Linked DNA regions of Homo sapiens: region 2 is linked to region 1. Evidence: read pairs that join two places in POLR2A ChIA-PET (ENCODE). Cell type or tissue: PC-9. All regions are shown on one strand. Links, peaks and the distances in the headings refer to the core of each region. The heading gives the core; the rest is flanking DNA. Region 1 overlaps SIL1 (SIL1 nucleotide exchange factor). Region 2 overlaps CTNNA1 (catenin alpha 1).

Evidence for each region. ChIA-PET counts read pairs that join two places held together with the same protein. Peaks named below come from ENCODE experiments on the same cell type or tissue, not always from the same donor. Only the 100,000 strongest peaks of a DNase experiment are listed, where the experiment ranks them.
Region 2: POLR2A ChIA-PET joins it to region 1 with 18 read pairs; 5 of 35 experiments call an interaction of 5 or more read pairs at or near these places.

Annotation. Positions count from the first base shown.
Region 1 is chr5:138,979,645-138,989,382 of GRCh38, forward strand. All of the region lies in intron 7 of SIL1 (SIL1 nucleotide exchange factor), which reads right to left. Among named protein-coding and RNA genes, the nearest start is that of LRRTM2, 110 kb to the left of the region's middle. In PC-9, for the core only: no CTCF peak of the experiment used is centred there; a DNase peak (open chromatin) is centred at 5,817; H3K27ac peaks cover 706 bases.
Region 2 is chr5:138,774,761-138,784,498 of GRCh38, forward strand. CTNNA1 (catenin alpha 1) reads left to right here. Exons shown (of 18, transcript NM_001903.5): 2 at 7,163-7,269; 3 at 8,417-8,612. The coding sequence starts at 7,165. Among named protein-coding and RNA genes, the nearest start is that of CTNNA1-AS1, 26 kb to the left of the region's middle. In PC-9, for the core only: no CTCF peak of the experiment used is centred there; no DNase peak of the experiment used is centred there; H3K27ac peaks cover 764 bases.

The sequences.
Region 1 (9,738 bases), core at 1,016-9,015:
CAGCACAAGTCACCATACCCGGCTAATTCATATTTTTTAATGAATGTATGAATTTTTAGGGCCAGAGGAGATGAGTGTTGGGATGGGCTATGAGAGAGGGCTCCTTGCCAGGAGGCAGGGGTGAACACAGTGATATCTGGAATCATTTCTGTCTAGAGGAGCTGTAAAGAGTGAGAGAATGCGGTCTTCCACAAGAGCATGGGGGCAGTGTTAGATGCAACACTCCTGAGAAGTGAACGGCATCATCAATAACAAACTCCCTGACTGAAATGCTCAGGTAGTCATCCTGTCTTTTCAGCCACCCGGGTGAGCAAAAGACAGAACAATGGCTCAGGAATGGGGACAACTCAGGCAAAAGGGCCTAGTCACAGGGGTGAGGTTCTTTCCAGAATCCTCAGCACACAGCAACACCCCCAAAGGGGGCTCTAGGCTCTTGCTTTACAAAAACCGCTAGGGGCCTGTGTGTCAGCATGGCTGACAGGAAGCGGTTATACTGAGGAAAAAGAGATGAAGTCAAAAGATAAAGTTGACAGATATTAGGGTTGTTTCCACATTTTGCCTATGAACTTGCCTCTTCTAGCCTTTGCCAAGAACAATGAAATAAGAAGTCTGAAGAGCTGAATGTCCATGCCAGGGTGCTTCATCAAAGCACCTCAGGGATCCTAGACTTGACTGCCGAGAGGAGGCATTTTAGTCAGGCAAAGAGGTTGGAGGTGTGGTATGGGTGCTTAAAGTTGGCTAAGTGCTAAAAAAGGTGGACAGTTTGGACAACCAGTCTATGAGTCCCATGGCAGGGAAGGAGGTAACCTAAGAGACAAGCAGGGGTCCAAAAGAGAGGTCTGGAAACTCATCAGTTGCAGCATCAAGAAAGGTATTCAAAGGCAAGGGCCCTTGCCCTTCCATCCCAGACTTCCACTGTGTCACTTTTCATGAGGGAAAGGAAGGAGGGCACAGTGAGTTTTAGAGGCACATGCATGCACACACACATATATGGAGTTGCCTCTGGGAATGTAAATAAATATTCATGAACAGCTCAGTGTATGAAAAGCAAGGACAGAGGATGAAAAATGGTGCCAATTAGAAAGAAAGGGTGGTATCTATTTTTAAAGTGGCTGAATAAACAGTAAAGGATTGCTTGCTAAAAATACTGTGCTTGACCCCCTCCCCAGTGGCAGAGTCCCTCTCCTGTGCTTGGTAACAACAGGCAAACTCTCCTCCCAGTGTGGCAGGTCTAATGCTGCCATGGCAGCCTCATGTTCTTATGAGAGGTTCACCCTGGGCCAGGTATGGTGGCTCTCGCCTGTAATCCCAGCACTTAGGGAGGCCGAGGCAGGCGGATCACTTGAGGTCAGGGGTTTGAGACTAGCCTGGCCAACATGGAGAAACCCCATTTCTATAAAAGATACAAAAATTTGCTGGCTCTGGTGGCGCATACTTGTAATCCCAGCTACTTGAGAGGCTGAGAGGCTGAGGCAGGAGAATCGCTTGAACCCAGGTGGCGGAGGTTGCAGCAAGCCAAGATCACGTCACTGCCCTCTAGCCTGGGCAACAGAGTGAGACTCTGTCTCCAAAAAAAAAAAAAAAAAAAAGTTTACCCTGGGTGCCTGTCTCCAGTAAGAAGGAGATTTCTTGTGAGAAGCATTCTGGGTCTCGGACCACAAGCTGATAATGGCACTCATGCCTCAGAGGTGACTCAGGTTCTCAACAGTCTCCAAAAGATCCCTTGGCAAGAGGGAGCAAGTGAATGCAGGACTCCACTGGAGAATCCAACTATGGAGGCATCAGAACCAATGTAACAAAAAAGGAGGGGAGAGTCCCCAAATTATCCTCCCCAGAGTCCAGATCATATGGGAGTATTTCATGAGAGTCATTTCATGGGACTAGTGGGGCACTGAAATCAAGTTTCTTATCCACTGCCCACTCCTGATACACATGCACCAGGATATTCCCCCCTGGGATTAGATCTGACTGATGGCACATGAAAATAAAGGCAAGGAGTGAAGCTCAGTATGATTCATGGACAGAGAAAACAACAGGAACCCAAATTGTATGTGGGCCAGTGATGGGCAGGGACTGGAGTTTCTGTTCTGTCCCAGATGCGCAAATCTCACCCAAGTCAGTCCTGTAGGAAAAGCACTTGCTCTCCCACGCTCACGCCTGCTCTCGCGTGCTCTCAATCTCTCTCTCTTTTTTTTTTCTCTCTCTCAGCATTTATCACCACTTGGCACCACACTGTGGTTAGAAGTCTGGCTTTGAAGTCACGCTGCCTGGGTTCATGTCTTGGCTCTGACACAGTCTAGCTGGGCGACACTAGGCAAGTACTTAACCTCCCCAAGCCTCAGTTTCTCCATGCATAAAATGGAAATAGTAATTGTCTTTACTCCATAACAGTACTTACTTGGCCAGATTCAATGAGAGCATGCAGTGACTCTCAGCTCGGTGCCTGACATGTTGTAGGTACTTTTTTCTAAATATTCTTCATGTCTTGGTCTAGACTCTAAACATTTTGAGGACAGTAACCATGCCAAATGCATCTTCCTATCCTCTAAGAGTGTAACAGAGTTGAAATTCAGTAAACTTTTGTCAAATGAGCTGGCTTCCCTGAGCATGTTTGCCATGGGCAACAAACCCAGCTGGCAAATGCATTTGTCCAGTTCACCGGCCCCATTTGTTCTCATCACCTCAAGATAAATCCTCCCAACCACCAGCAAGGTGTGCAGGGTGGGCAGCATCTGCCCCTCCCTCCATTAGGAAAAGGTGAGAATAAATTGGAAAACAAACAGCCACAGGCAGTATTTGCAGCTCCTCAGAGCGATGCCCTATCGATTTTTAAGTGTCACTGTTAATAACAACAACAACTGGCAGTGATACAACATTTTTCTTCCAAAACAATCAGAGCATTTTATAGAGACAATTTCATCTATCTCTCCATGGCTCCAGCAGGAGCAGGAGAATATTCCCCACTTCAAGTAAAGGGCAGGAGAGGCCAAGGGGTTTGGCCAAGGTCACTGTACAAGTCAGTGGGATGCCGGTGCTCCTGGTCTCTGCGGCCCTCTGCATCCCTGGATGGCATCTCCCTAGGACAGAACTTCCCTAGCATAGTTCTTTTCAGATGTTTAGCAAAGTTAACCTTTTAACAAAACACCCATGGGTGGAGGGTGGCATCAAGCACTATTCCAAAAAGCATCCTCTTGGCGGGAAGCCCTTAGACATGACCACTCCTTGGCTTAGTCTTCCTCTTCCTGTGTGCCATCAAGAATCACACCTACCAGTTGGGCGTGGTGGCTCATGCCTGTAATCCCAGCACTTTGGGAGGCTGAGGCAGGCAGATCACCTAAGGTTAGGAGTTCGAGGCCAGCCTGGGCAACATGGTGAAACACCATCTCTGCTAAAAATACAAAAATTAGCCAGGCATGGCGGCTTGCACCTATTAGTCCCAGCAACTCAGGGGGGCTGAGGCACGAGAATCACTTGAACCCAGAAGGCAGAGGGTGCAGTGAGCCAAGATCATGCCACTGCACTCCATTCTGGGTGACAGAGTGAGACACTGTCTCAAAAAAAAAAAAAAAAAAAAAAAAAAAAGGCCGGGCGCGGTGGCTCACACCTGTCATCCCAGCACTTTGGGAGGCCGAGGAGGGCGGATCACGAGGTCAGGAGATTGAGACCATCCTGGCTAACATGGTGAAAGCCTTTCTCTACTATAAGTACAAAAAATTAGCCAGGCGTGGTGGCAGATGCCTGTAGTCCCAGGTACTCGGGAGGCTGAGGCAGGAGAATGGCGTGAACCCGGGCGGAGGAGCTTGCAGTGAGCCGAGATCGCGCCACTGCACTCCAGCCTGGGCGACAGAGCGAGATTTTGTCTCGAAAAAAAAAAAAGAAAAAAGAAATCAATCACACCCACCTAGTAGTCCAGAGGCTGGAGTGCCACACAAAGGGAGGCAGAGAAAGGACAGGTCCAATCTTACCCATGCGACACACAGATGTGTGTCCAAGGAGATTCCCGTCCAACCACCCACTCTACCCTGCCCGGACTCCCACGCTCCACCCCTCCCCAACACAGAACTCTACTCCCAAGAGTGACGTCTGGCAGAAACTATGAACATGAATGACAGTGATGCCCAAGCAGACAGACACAGTCTCTGTGAGACACATGCCAAGTGAGCATCCCTCCTCCCAGAGATGGACCCTAACCACCACTAGACAAGAGCTTCCTCTGCTGGAAACAGCTCATCCAGCCATCTCCATGATACATACCCTGCCCACAGCTCTGGGCATCAGGCAGATAGGTGGGACAGGAGGCCACAAGTAGTGTGTGTCATCCTGAAGGCTAAAATCAAAGCTTCCTGTCACACTGGGCTATGTCGGGGGATTAGCAAAGGTAGCTAATCCTGGTGCAGAGGATAGGTTCCAATCAAGATCTGAAAAATCAAAGGCTGAGGAAGGCACTGAATAAGATCTCCTGCACCTTATATAACCAGCAGGCTCAAGTGTCTGGTCTGTCCTCTTGTCACTGAATAGAGCAGCTGTGCTTGCAGGACTTCAGGAGAAACAGCACTCAAGGCAGATGAGAGATAATATCCAGGCTCAAGTACAAAAGAGGAATGAACTCCTTAGAACCTGGATGCCAAGGATTACTTAGTCTCAGGCAGGACTGATACTATCCCACCAACCCTCCCTCTCTTACGGTGTTTTTTTTTTTGTTTGCTTTTGTTTTTTTTTTTTTGAGACAGAGTCTCACTCTGGAGACTCTGTCACCCAGGCTGGAGTGCAGTGGGGTGATCTTGGCTCACTGCAACCTGTGCCTCCTAGGTTCAAGCGATTCTCCTGCCTCAGCCTCCCAAACAGCTGGGACTACAGGCATGTGCCACCATGCCTGGCTAATTTTTGTATTTTTAGTAGAGATTGGGTTTTGCCCTGTTGGCCAGGCTGGTCTCAAACTCCTGACCTCAGGTGATCCACCCACCTTAGCCTCCCAAAGTGCTAGGATTACAGGCATGAGCCACTGCACCCAGCCTCTTATGCATTCTTGAGGCCTGTGAGCTCTAGAGAATCAGGCATAGCCTCCCAAGTGGGATTACCAACCCCTACCATCCCCTTATACCCAGACAAAAGCAGGAAGGAAAATCTGACCACTTCTTGCTCTTGAGGGCCCAAGCTAGGGTGTGGGCAAAGGGTCCAGCTGAGTCTAAGCTGGAAAGCAGGGCGATGCCTCTGATAAGAACAAAGGCTGTATCAGACACAGGGGATGAGATGCTTCTCAGGCGCTATTCTTCACAAAGGGGACACCAGCAAAATAGGCAAATTAAACTCATTTGTGCCTGGCACAACGGCAGCAGTGGAAGCTACAGCCAGAGCAGCTAGAGGGGCCGAGGTAATGGCAGGACATGGCAGTGGGCACATGGGGAGAAGAGAAGCAGGGCTCAGCTCTTATCTCTATAGCATCCTAAGGGTGTGGCATGGGCCCTGGTTCACCAGCTCTGATGTGGGACCAAGAAACCTCACCTCCATCCCTTGGGGATATTTTAAGTATGTTCAATTTTGAGAGTGCCAGAGTTAAGAAATGCTGTCAGGGGAGTTGTTTTTGTGTGTTTTTGGTCTCCTTCTGAGATGGCTTTGCTGTACTTGTTTCCATCTAGGGATGAGTGAGATCCCTTATGGTTCCCTTTGACCTGCCTGATTAGCGATTCCACAGGAAAACACCTCCCATGACAAAATGAAAGTAGACTTCAAGCCACCTTCCTTCAGGCTGACTCCTGTGTAAATGAGCTGCCTGCAGCCTGACTCACGGCAGCTCAAAATGGAAAAATGAAGAGAAACAAACCAGTGTAGTTCAAAGGTAAGGGTGAGACTTGCCTATCACGTGAAGCTTCTATGGGCCTAACCCAGCACGCTGCCAGGGACTTGGCATGGGTATACAATTCAGGAAGGAAGGAACTCAGGGCACACTTCTCAAGCCAGAAAGAACCTCATATCTAGTGCTCTTGTTTTCACAGAGACTTAAAGTCTCACAGAAGTAAAATGATGGCTTAAAAGTCAGTTCTCTGACTGTCGACCCAAGACTGTATCCCATGTGTCCAGACTCCTGAGTTCAGGACTAGGTCAGAGTCACACTGAGTCAGGGGCCCCTGTACATATTTGCATCACCTCCCACCCCATGGCCATGGCTAGAGATAAGTGGTGGCAGAGCTGTGGGCGGGAACGTGGACTTCCTCCCTCAGCGACTGGCCAGTGAAGTAGAGCCCGCTGATGAAGGCAAACCCTGCAATCTCCAGCTCCACAGATGATGTTCTGTACTAACAGGCTCCCTGGCAAGGCAGCAGGGCACCCATCATCCTAATGGACTTTGTGATTAACATGGCTAGTCCACCTACAGCGCCAGGCCCTCTCCCTTCCCTCCCTCTGGATTGCAGGGTCCCCACAGGCAGCAGCTACCCCAGGTGTCTGTTTGATCCAAACATTAAAAAAGCGTCCATTCACTATAGCAAAGAGGCAGTTATTTCAAACCTATACATTATGCATCCCTGCTGGAAAGAAAAAAGAGCAAAATTAAATTAAAATTCTCTCTGGAAGATTTCTGCCCAGAAAGACAGAAAAGCACTCTGGAGTTGTACCTAGTTCCCAACTCCAAGCAGCTCTCTGCTGCCCTTCCCCTGCTTCCCCTCCTGGCTGGACAGCTCCAGATGTGTCTCTGAGTTTCAATGATTCACTCTAATGATAATGCACCCTCTGAACAAATCACGGACTCTGATTGATTTAGGACGCAACTTGCACAAATACCTGTAATCTAGTTCTAATCTTGTTTGTTTCCATTCCAATTATCCTGCATCAATGGTTTAAAAATGGGAACCGTCTGGTGCATACATCCAATCCATTTTAATAGAGGATAAATCTGGGTTATTGTGACCCTTTCCTCTCCCAGGCGCAGGACAACACCAGCCCTCTCAAGGCACTGATTGGGCAGAATCAGCTCTAACTCTATTCAACTCTTCAAGGATTCAATTAATCATAAAGCCAATTCCATTCTAGGCTCCATCTGTCTTGCCTCCTTCGGGGACTAATAATCACTCACTGTGTGTTTTTACACACTAGTTGAACTGAAATTAAGACTGATTTCATCATGGAACACTCAAAAAGAAAATACATTTCTTGAAGAAAAATTTCAGAGCTACTTTAAAGTTCTGTTCAGATAAAGATATTTGTAAATATAAACAAAAACAATTTTAACTTCAAACTTCTTGACATTGTAAAATAATTCCTGCCCCCAAATCCTTGGAAAAGGGCAGCTTCTCAGGAGAATCAGAAACTCCTGAGATTGGATCAGACAACAGAAAGACTCAATTTGTCCTTGGGCACAACATAGGTACCTAAAACATGGGAGGGGAAAAAAAATTGGGTCAATTTGATATTTGATGCACTATTTTGTTTTATTTATGATAGATTATTTTATTTTATTTTATTTTATTTTATTTTATTTTATTTTATTTTATTTATTTTGAGACAGGGCCTGGCTCTGTCACCCAGGCTGGAGTGCAGTGGCATGATCACAGCTCACTGTAATCTCCTTAAGTGATCCTCCCACCTCAGCCTCCCAAGTAGCTGGGACTACAGGCACACACCACCACTCTTGGTTGCTTTTTGTATCTTTTTTGGTACAGATGGGGTTTCACCATGTTGGCCAGGCTGGTCTCAAACTCCTGGCCTCAATTGATCTACCCACTCGGCCTCCCACAGTGCTGGGATTGCATTATTAAAAAAAAAATCTAACTAGTCATCCATTCTGGGACCAGAGGACTTAACCTAAAATTTAGAATTATTTTTATTTTGCATTACCTATTCATGAAGGCAGGGAGGTCAGGGAAGATAGGGCACCATATTCTTTTCAATGTGTAGGACCTCTAGAAGTTTTCAGCTGGCCCTGAGGAGTCTAAACCCTCACACTCCTCTAAAGGGCATGATATATGGCTTTTGTATTCCTGCATAGCCTGGCTCTCATAGAAGCATTAAAGTGACTGCCCTGGCAAACACTCTAAATGGAGCCCTCTTACTACACCCATCTCATCCCCTACCCTGAGGATAATCTCTTTACCAGGAGCATGACCATGGAAAGGGCCACGGCCCAACCAGCTGGCCACCTGGATCTAGAAGCAAGCCTAACTTGTCAGCAGGTTTCAACAGAGAAAATGAAAATAGTTGAGCTTTTTATTTTTTGAGACAAGAGTTTTGCTCTTGTCACCCAGGCTAGAGTGCAATGGCGTGATCTCGGCTCAATGCAACATCCATCTCCCGGGTTCAAGCAATTCTGCCTCTGCCTCCCAAGTAGCTGGGATTACAGGCATGCGCCACCATGCCCAGCTAATTTTGTATTTTTAGTAGAGACAGGGTTTCACCATGTTGGCCAGCCTGGTCTCAAACTCCTGACCTCAGGTGATCTGCCCACCTCAGCCTCCCAAAGTGTTGGGATTATAGATGTGAGACACTGCGCCTGGCCAAGTTTTTTACTTTTTACTTTTTACAATTGTAAAGACAAAGCATTTGGGCCTCTCCAGAGTCCAAAGCTCCTGGTGGCCATTGTACGCCTAGCACAGACCCGTACACCTGGTTCTTACAGAACAGTCCCAGCACAATGGAGGGAACATGCTGCAGCCAAGGAGACACAGCATGTGGCTTCTTTATTGCCTTAACAGATTTTAAACTAAAATTTTGAATTACACAGATTCCCAATCAGAACTAATGACATAGGCATTCCAAACTTAACATCAAAGATGTTTTGTGAGTCATATTGGCTCTAAAAAACCATCAGTAATCACTTCTTAGACACAACAATCAAATACCTCCTTCGTTTAAACAATAAATTTTGCCTACTAATAAGTCTAATTAATTGAAGCACTGTCATTTTTAAACGTAGGTCAATGTAAGCATTTTCCCAAAAGTTTCCACCTGAGTCATTCTACAACTATTGAAAGCAAAGAAACTATCTCCTAAGAAGCTCTTTATGGACTGATAAAGAATGATATTCAAGATACAGTGCTACCAGCCTGACCAACCCAGTGAAACCCCATCTCTACAAAAAATTTTTAAATTGGCCAGGCATGGTGGTACGTACCTGTGGTCCCAGCTACTTGGGAGGCTGAGGCAGGAGGATCGCTTGAGCCCAGGAGGTTGAAGCTGCACTAAGCTATGATTGCACCCCTGCACTCTAGCTTGGGTGAGAGCGAGACCGTATCTCTACCAAATAAGCAAACAAAATACTTATATAGTTAAACAGAAAAAGTAAATTACAGAATGATGAATCTACAGTAAACTGCCTTTCATGTAAAAACAATATATGGAAATATTTACTTTAACATGGAAAAATATCTCTAGAAGAAACTGACAACACTGGTTGCCTTGAGGCAGGGAAGCAGGGTAGCAAAGGGACACGGTGGAAGGACACAGTGGAGGATACTTTTCATATCCTCTGGTGCCGTTTGAATTTTGAGCCATGTGACTGTATTACCAAATCAGAGTTGAAAACATGAAGTTTAAGTAAGTCATCTCATAGACAGTAATCTGGACACTTACCAAAATACTACAGAGAAGTCAGACCATGTTCCACAGGGAAAACAAGAATCTTATATATCCCAGCCAGGCATGGTGGCTCACACCTGTAATCCCAGCACTTTGGGAGGCCAAGGCGGGCAGATCACTTGAGGCCAGGAGTTCTAGACCAGCCTGGCCAACACAGTGAAACCCCATCTC
Region 2 (9,738 bases), core at 933-8,932, 200 kb before region 1:
ACAGGCGCCCACCACCGCACCCAGCTAATTTTTTGTATTTTTAGTAGAGACGGGGTTTCACCGTGGTCTTGATCTCCTGACCTCGTGATCCGCCCACCTCGGCCTCCCAAAGTGCTGGGATTACAGGCATGAGCCACCGCGCCCGTCCTGTGCCACCTTTTTTAAGTTAAGAAGTAAGTGAAATTATTTGTACTCCAAAGTATCAAAATTAGGAAAACAAAAGACCAAGAATGTTTTTTGTTCAAGAAAAAAATGAAAGTCTTTTTTTGAGAAAGTGAAATAGTTATGTGTTGTACCTGTTTAATAATTAAACACAAATGTGACCACATATACCTAAATGTCTGCTTGCAGCTAGCTTCACTTAACTTTCCTCTTGGCTCTCTCCCTTTGCAACCCTGGAAGGTTCTGTGTTTTGTTTGTGTTAATGCAGTATCTCTGGAATGCTAGGATATGTAGGATCCATAGGGCAAATAGTTCTTCTGAAATGTCTTATCTGTGACATTTGATGACATTTGGTTGAGCTGTTGTCAAACCTTTAGCAATCTAGAGCATTCCATTTCCTAAGGTTCACTGACTTGGGTTGATCAGTTGAGTGGACAAATAACCTTTAAAAACCAAAGTGTAGGCCTGACGTCACATGAATGTAGACAGCAAATTCATCTACCTTCAATGAAACAGATGACTGGGACACAGGCATTCTGTGTTACCAGATTAGGCAAATGCAGGTTCCTTTTGGCACCCCTATCTCTAGTGATTCTAGATTTGATGACAGTATAATGACAGTATAATGATGAAAATTCAGAAATTTAACATTGATACAATGCTACTGTTTAATTCAGTACCCATAGTCAAATTTTGTCAATTGTCTCAATGTTTTTCCCTTTCTCAACACAATTTCAGTCCAGAATCACTGTGTTTAAGTCTCTTTAGCCTCCTTTAATCTGGAAATATTTCTTTTTTTTTTTTTTTTTTTTTTTTTGAGTCGGAGTCTTGCTCTGTCCGCCCAGGCTGGAGTGCAGTGGCGCGATCTCGGTTCACTGCAACCTCCGCCTCCCAGGTTCATGCCATTCTCTTGTTTTAGCCTTCTAAGTAGCTGGGACTACAGGCACCTGCCACCACACCTGGCTAATTTTTTTTTTGTATTTTTAGTAGAGACGGGGTTTCACCGTGTTAGGCAGGATGGTCTCGATCTCCTGACCTCATGATCCACCTGCCTTGGCCTTCCAAAGTGCTGGGATTACAGGTGTGAGCCACCATGCCCGGCCTCTGGAAATGTTTCTTTTTTTTTTTTTTTTTTTTTTTTATTGATCATTCTTGGGTGTTTCTCACAGAGGGGGATTTGGCAGGGTCACAGGACAACAGTGGAGGGAGGGTCAGCAGATAAACAAGTGAACAAAGGTCTCTGGTTTTCCTATGCAGAGGACCCTGCGGCCTTCCGCAGTGTTTGTGTCCCTGGGTACTTGAGATTAGGGAGTGGTGATGACTCTTAACGAGCATGCTGCCTTCAAGCATCTGTTCAACAAAGCACATCTTGCACCACCTCAATCCATTCAACCCTGAGTGGACACACCACATGTTTCAGAGAGCACAGGGTTGGGGGTAAGGTCACCGATCAACAGGATCACAAGGCAGAATAATTTTTCTTAGTACAGAACAAAATGAAAAGTCTCCCGTGTCTGCCTCTTTCTACACAGACACGGCAACCATCCGATTTATCAATCCTTTGCCCGCCTTTCCCCCCTTTTCTATTCCACAAAACCGCCATCGTCATCATGGCCCGTTCTCAATGAGCTGCTGGGCACACCTCCCAGACGGGGTGGTGGCCGAGCAGAGGGGTTCCTCACTTCCCAGTAGGAGCGGCCGGGCAGAGGCGCCCCTCACCTCCCGGACGGGGCGGCTGGCCGGGCGGGGGGCTGACCCCCCCACCTCCCTCCCGGACGGGGCGGCTGGCCGGGCAGAGGGGCTCCTCACTTCCCAGTAGGGGCGGCCGGGCAGAAGCGCCCCTCACCTCCCGGACGGGGCGGCTGGCCAGGCGGGGGGCTGACCCCCCCACCTCCCTCCCGGACGGGGCGGCTGGCCGGGCGGGGGGGCTGACTCCCCCACCTCCCTCCCGGGCGGGGCGGCTGGCCGGGCAGGGGGCTGACCCCCCCACCTCCCTCCCGGACGGGGCGGCTGGCCGGGCGGGGGGCTGACTCCCCCACCTCCCTCCCGGACGGGGCGGCTGGCCTGGCGGGGGCTGACCCCCCACCTCCCTCCCGGATGGGGTGGCTGCCGGGCAGAGACGCTCCTCACTTCCCAGACGGGGTGGCTGCCGGGCGGAGGGGCTCCTCACTTCTCATATGGGGCGGTTGCCAGGCGGAGGGTCTCCTCACTTCTCAGACGGGGCGGCTGGGCAGAGACGCTCCTCACCTCCCAGACGGGGTCGCGGCCGGGTAGAGGCGCTCCTCACATCCCAGACGGGGCGGCGGGGCAGAGGCGCTCCCCACATCTCAGACGATGGGCGGCCGGGCAGAGACGCTCCTCACTTCCTAGATGGGATGGCGGCCGGGAAGAGGCGCTCCTCACTTCCTAGATGGGATGGCGGCCGGGCAGAGACGCTCCTCACTTTCCAGACTGGGCAGCCAGGCAGAGGGGCTCCTCACGTCCCAGACGATGGGCGGCCAGGCAGAGACGCTCCTCACTTCCCAGACGGGGTGGCGGCCGGGCAGAGGCTGCAATCTCGGCACTTTGGGAGGCCAAGGCAGGCGGCTGGGAGGTGGAGGTTGTAGCGAGCCGAGATCACGCCACTGCACTCCAGCCTGGGCACCATTGAGCACTGAGTGAACCAGACTCCGTCTGCAATCCCGGCACCTCTGGAGGCCGAGGCTGGCGGATCACTCGCGGTTAGGAGCTGGAGACCAGCCCGGCTAACACAGTGAAACCCCGTCTCCACCAAAAAAATACAAAAACCAGTCAGGCATGGCGGTGCGCGCCTGCAATCACAGGCACTCGGCAGGCTGAGGCAGGAGAATCAGGCAGGGAGGCTGCAGCGAGCTGAGATGGCAGCAGTACAGTCCAGCTTCAGCTCGGCATCAGTGGGAGACCGTGGAAAGAGAGGGAGAGGGAGACCGTGGGGAGAGGGAGAGGGAGAGGAGGGAGAGGGAGAGGAGGGAGAGGGGGAGGAGGGAGAGGGGGAGGAGGGAGAGGGGGAGGAGGGAGAGGGGGAGGGGAAATGTTTCTTAATCTGTCTTTTTTTTTTTTTTTTTTTTTTTAAACAGAGTCTTGCTCTGTGGCCCAGGCAGGAGTGCAGTGGCACCATCTCCACTCACTGCAAGTTCTGCTCCCCCAGGTTCATGCCATTCTCCTGCCTCAGCCTCCCGAGTAGCTGGGACTACAGGCGACCGCCACCACGCCCGGCTAATTTTTTGGTATTTTTAGTAGAGACGGGGTTTCACAGTGTTGACCAGGATGGTTTCGATCTCCTGAACTCGTGATCCACCCGCCTTGGCCTCCCAAAGTGCTGGGATTACAGACGTGAGCCTCCGCGCCCGGCTGCTTTGACATTTTTCAAGACTACAGCCAGTTATTTTGTAGATCGTCTCACGCTTTGAATTTGATGTTGCCTCATGACTAGTTGAGGTTATGTAATTTTCAGGCGAAATAACACAGAGGTGATGTTGTATCCTTCTCAGTGCATCGTGTTAGGAGATACGTGATGTGGGTTTGTGTCCTTATTAGGGACAGTAATTTTGATTACTTGGTTAAGGTGGCATCTCAGGTTTCTGGACTGTGAAGTTACTATTTCCCCCATCTGTCATAAATAAATAATCTGTTGGGAGTTACTATGACACTAGATCACGCTACTGAGAAACTGAATGCTAATCTACTTGGTTAGCATTCTTTGATTCTTGCCTGAGGCAATTAATATTATGGTTCCTGAATGCTGATTTTTCTAAATACATTGTTCTTTCTACATTTATTAGTTTGTTTCCTATTGTTTGGAAGAACTTTTCCTTCTTTATTCATATTAGCATGGACTCATGCATTAGTCAATGGATCATACTTTGTTCTATCTAATCTCCACTAAAGCTCTCTGAAGAAGGCAGTGGTTGGTAGTCTTTTATGAGGGATCTAGTTCAAAGTTACGTTTTTTTTTTGAGATGGAATCTTGCTCTGTTGCCTAGGCTGGAGTGCAGTGGCATGATCTCGGCTCATTGCAACCTCTGCCTCCCAGGTTCCAGCGATTCTCCTGGCTCAGCCTCATGAGTAGCTGCGATCACAAGCAACCGCCACTACGCCTGGCTAATTTTTGTATTTTTAGTAGAGAGAGGGTTTCACCACATTGGCCAGGCTGGTCTCGAACTCCTGACCTCAGGTGATCCACCCACTTTGGCCTCCCTAAGTGCTGGAATTACAAGCATGAACCACCATGCCTGGCCAGTTTTCACCCAGTAGTTTTGACATTCATTGCTAATCCTTGGCTGGATCAGTTTTTACCAGTGGGGGTTGCAAGATGGTCATTTTCTAATTCTATTCTAGATTCATGGTAAAGAAATTCCCTCCCCATACCCTTTCTTTTGAGGATCCCTATGGTCTTAAGGATATTTATTTAATTATTTAGTTACAGACAGTTACAGTCATTATTCTCTTTGATAGTTGTCCTAAATTTGGCTGATGGGAGCCCTTGCTTCCTGTGTCTTTTGATATGATCTTGTTAGTCTTGTCCCCTTTCCGCACAATACAGTGCTTCAGACCTGGAACTTTGGTTTCTATTAATGGGAAATGGTCCGTTTTTTAAAAAAAAAATAAGTAGAAATGGGATCTCTCTGTGTGGCCCAGGCTGGTCTCAAACTCCTGGGCTTAAGTGATCCTCCTGCCTTGGCCTTCCAAAGTGCTGGTATCACAGGCATGAACCACCATGCAAATGGTATTTAATAGAAATAAATACTTGGGCACTGATAACACTGGTTTTTTTTTGTTTTTGTTTTTTTTTTGAGACAAGAGCTTGCTCTGTTGCCCAGGCTGGAGTGCAGTGGTGCGATCTTGGCTCACTGCAACCTCCACCTCCCAGGTTCAAGTGGTTTTCCTGCCTCAGCCTCCTGAGCAGCTGGGATTACGGGCGTGTACCACCACACTGGACTAATTTTTGTAGTTTTAATAGAGACGGGGTTTCACTATGTTGGCCAGGCTGGTTGTTTTGTTTTTTAATTTGCCAACATTGTTTTTAAGAGTAACATTGTAGCCCGTTGTGTCATTGTTACATAATTTATTGAGTGATCTGTTGTTTGAAATTTAGGTAATTTATAACTTTTAATGTTTATATAAAGCAGTGTTGTGAACATCATTGTATCCCAGTTTTTACATGTTCCTTAACTTTAGAATAAGATTTTAGCAGTAGATTTTCTGGGTCATACAAATGTACTTTTTAAAGATTTTATTTTATTTATTTATTTTATTTTTTATTTTTTTGAGACGGAGTCTTGCTCTTTCGCCCAGGCCGGACTGCAGTGGCGCTATCTCTGCTACTGCAAGCTCCGTCTCTGGGGTTCACGCCATTTTCCTGCCTCAGCCTCCCGAGTAGCTGGGACTACAGGTGCCCGCCACTGCGCCTGGCTAATTTTTTTTTTGTATTTTTAGTAGAGACTGGGTTTCACCGTGTTAGGCAGGATGGTCTCAATCTCCTGACCTCATGATCTGCCCGCCTCAGCCTCCCAAAGTGCTGGGATTACAGGCGTGAGCCACTGCGCCTGGCCAAGATTTTATTTTTTTAATTTTTATTATTATTATTATTTTTTAAGATGGAGTTTTTTTCTTGTTGCCCAGGCTGGAGTGCAATGGCACAATCTCGGCTCACTGCAGCCTCTGCCTCCCGGGTTCAAGCGATTCTTCTGCCTCAGCCTCCCGAGTAGCTGGGATTACAGGCGTGCACCACCAGCCTGGCTAATTTTGTATTTTTAGTAGAGACAGGGTTTATCCTTGTTGGTCAGGCTGGTGTCGAACTCCCGACCTCAGGTGATCTGCCCGCCTTGGCTTCCCAAAGTGCTGGGATTACAGGAGTGAGCCACCACGCCCAGCCTTTAAGCTTTTAAATGTCTACCAGCAGTTTGTTGTCTAGAAAGTTTATATTAGTGTTTACCTCAGCTTCATGCCTTTTCTTTTCTTTTTTTCTTTAATAATTGAAGGCACTACTTTTAGAAGAAAAGACTAACTGTTATTTTCGTTGATGTTTTCTCCCTATTCTTAAAGCCGCTGTCTGACAGAAGTTTCTCTTGACACTGATACAGTGATATTTGACTAAGTGTGATTTGAAATTTCTTCTGGCTATGAGTGATAATAGCTGTGGGTGCAGAGGGCAGCTGATTTAAACATTATGTTTTAATAGAATAAGACAAGTCCTTCTCTAGGAATCCATCAAAAAATGAAGTGAAGCATACCTTTTAGATACTACTGTACCATGAATGTTGTGGAGTAGGAAAAATCAGGATCTTCTGTATTCGTTTTTGAAGCAGTGTCTTTGAAAGTAGCTTTTGGCCGGGTGCGGTGGCTCACGCCTATAATCCCAGCACTTTGGGAGGCCGAGGCAGGTGGATCATGAGGTCAGGAGATCGAGACCATCATATCCTGGCTAACACGGTGAAACCCCGTCTCTACTAAAAATGCAAAAAAATTAGCCGGGCGTGGTGGCGGGCCCCTGTAGTCACAGCCACTTGGGAGGCTGAGGCCAGAGAATGGCGTGAACCCAGGAGGCGGAGCTTGCAGTGAGCTGAGATCCACCACTGCCCTCCAGCCTGGGCGAAAGAGCAAGACTCTGTCTCAAAAAAAAAAAAAAAAAGAAAGTAGCTTTCATTCACTTTAGCTTTTCATCTTGTTTCTAAAGGTGGGGCAGATAAAGTGAGTAGGAACTGAGGTAGGAAGTCTTGGTGCTAGAGAAGCCCAAAGGGAAACATTCTGTGTGTTTGGGAATGCCCTCTTGTAGTACCCCTCCTATTTGTAAGCCTGAAATCATTAAATATTAAGAGGTTGTAAGGTTTACTGGGTCTTCATGTGTAGGCTAGTTAGAATTTTTTCATCTATAGTGAATATAGCTTTCCTGATGCAAAAGTCCCAAAGTAGGAGAAGATTTGTTACATATTTCATGTTTGTGTTTGATGTTTGCCTGACTGACTTTTTGTTTCTTATTTAGAAATGACTGCTGTCCATGCAGGCAACATAAACTTCAAGTGGGATCCTAAAAGTCTAGAGATCAGGACTCTGGCAGTTGAGAGACTGTTGGAGCCTCTTGTTACACAGGTAAGAATCTGAAAACACAAATACATTGTAACATGGTTCTATAGCACAGGCCTGGGTAACAACCATAAGAGCAAGGTTATTTAGTTCAAAGCCTTAATTCCAGTACTTGAGTTTAGGTGACAGTTCTTAGATGATTTGAATATTGATGCATGGGTTTAGTTAACCCTTGAGAACGCTGCTGCTGTCGTTTTCTTCAGTCTTATTGCTAGTAACGGGTCCATGGTATGTAGTGCAACTTTGCAAATGTTTGTGCTTTGCAGATACTTCACCTTTCTTCAGAGGGGAAACCCAAGAAAGGTGGAGTCTGGATCCTTGATTGTTAAGGTCTCTCACTCTGCTTAACACACCTTTCATTGTGTGGGATTAATTAGCAGGTAATTCAACTTGAGGGTTTAGGTTTGGTATGCTACAAATGTCACAATGTTAGGGTAGTTCATAAACTGTTAGCAACTAGCTGTGTACTTTTAGTGTTTTACAATAGTATGTCTATTGTTTGTATGTGAGAGATTCAGAGAGAGAGAGAGAAAATGAGTCTTGTTTGGCAAATTTACACTATAACATATATTCATCATCTTTAACCTAGAGATAATCTGGTATTATGTGTATTAATGATGGTAATGTTCTAAGACATAAAGCGTCATCACTGTAGGCTTCTTTGGGCAATCATTCGTTTATTGGGACCTTTACTAATTGCTGAGATTTGTGTGAATAAACTGTCAAAAGACTTCAGAAGCAAATTATCTTAAAATGTTTTGCAAAGTTTGAAAACAGTGGCAGTGTGATCTCCAGATAAAGCTAAGTTCATTGTTAACCTCTTTCTGGAACATCTTGGTGACATATAGTAGAGACATCTAACTTGTCTCTAATCATTTTTTAATTTGTAAAATCAAACTAAAAACCTAATGATCATATTTGAGAAATTAAAATATGTGTTAAATAATTCTCTGTACACATTAAGAAAGCTGAATTATTTTGGAAATTAAATATAGCATCATTGCTGTATATCTTAAATATGGGGAATTGTATGTTAATGTTCAGTGGAATCTCATGTGATTTTTTAAAAGAATAACTTAATCTTGCTGTCTTTAAAGATATTAGTTTGTCATTTTAATTGACTCCAGTTTAATGTTAAAAATGAAACTTTTAGGTTACAACCCTTGTAAACACCAATAGTAAAGGGCCCTCTAATAAGAAGAGAGGTCGTTCTAAGAAGGCCCATGTTTTGGCTGCATCTGTTGAACAAGCAACTGAGAATTTCTTGGAGAAGGGGGATAAAATTGCGAAGGAGAGCCAGTTTCTCAAGGAGGAGCTTGTGGCTGCTGTAGAAGATGTTCGAAAACAAGGTAGGTCATTACTGCTTTTTAGGTAAAGAGAGGCAGGCCTTTCTAGAAAATCAGTGTTTGAAGATTTTTTTTGTGGTCAGTATTCTCATTCTTATGCTTGCCAATTGCTCAGTAACTTACTTAGTTATTGGAGATGTATTAAGTTGGACTGGCTCATATTTTAATTCTCATTCTTATGCTTGCCAGTTGCTCAGTAACTTAGTTATTGGAGATGTATTAAGTTGGACTGGCTCATTTTAATCATGAGAGATGCTTGCAGAGGGACATCTGGAGAATCTGAATCCACTTCTCTTGGGTATTTCAAGTAATAGTTAAGTCTTAGAAATGTTGTAACACAAATTGATAGGAAAGAAATGGGACCGAAGTTTACTTTTCATCCTGTGTAATACTTCTTTTTAGTTCATGCTGAAGAGATGGGTGTGATAAAATGGAAAAATATCTACCTACTCTGAAAATACTCTAGAAATTGTCCTATTGTGTCAGAATAGTATGTTAAATCAGCCATGCATATTTGAACTGGTTGGAGCTTGACATAAATCTGGGTATAAAGGAATCATGTTTTGGGAAATTCAGAATTGATAAAAAGTAAAATGGTAATCCACAGTTTACTAATAATTAATGCTAGAAAAATTGTCCTTATTATGTTACAAATGTGGAAGGAAGACTTTAAATACGGAAGATAAACTTCTTGAAACCTGCAGTTTTTATTTTTAGTAGAGATGGGGTTTCACTAGTTGCCCAGGCTGGTCTCAAACTCCCAAGCTCAAACAATCCGCCTGCCTCGGCCTGCCAGAGTGCTGGGATTGCAGGCATGAGCCACAGTGCCCGGCCTTGAAACCTGTAGTTGTGTGTTAGGTTTCTTTTCCAGTCGGAGAATTTCAACAATGATGTAGGTTTTTTAGGTTATTGGATATCAGCTAAGGTAAATCGAGCCCTGCTATTTACAGGTGCTTTACTAACCCTTGGGAGAACTTCATAGATCTTTCGTGCCTGATGGTAGATTGCATAGTCCAGAGTCTTATGTCAAATTCATCCCTGTGGCAGTACCCATAAATGGGCAGTGCCTTAGATGGAGATAACATCTCCAATTGTTTTCTGAATTTGTGAACAAATAACCTTCAATGGT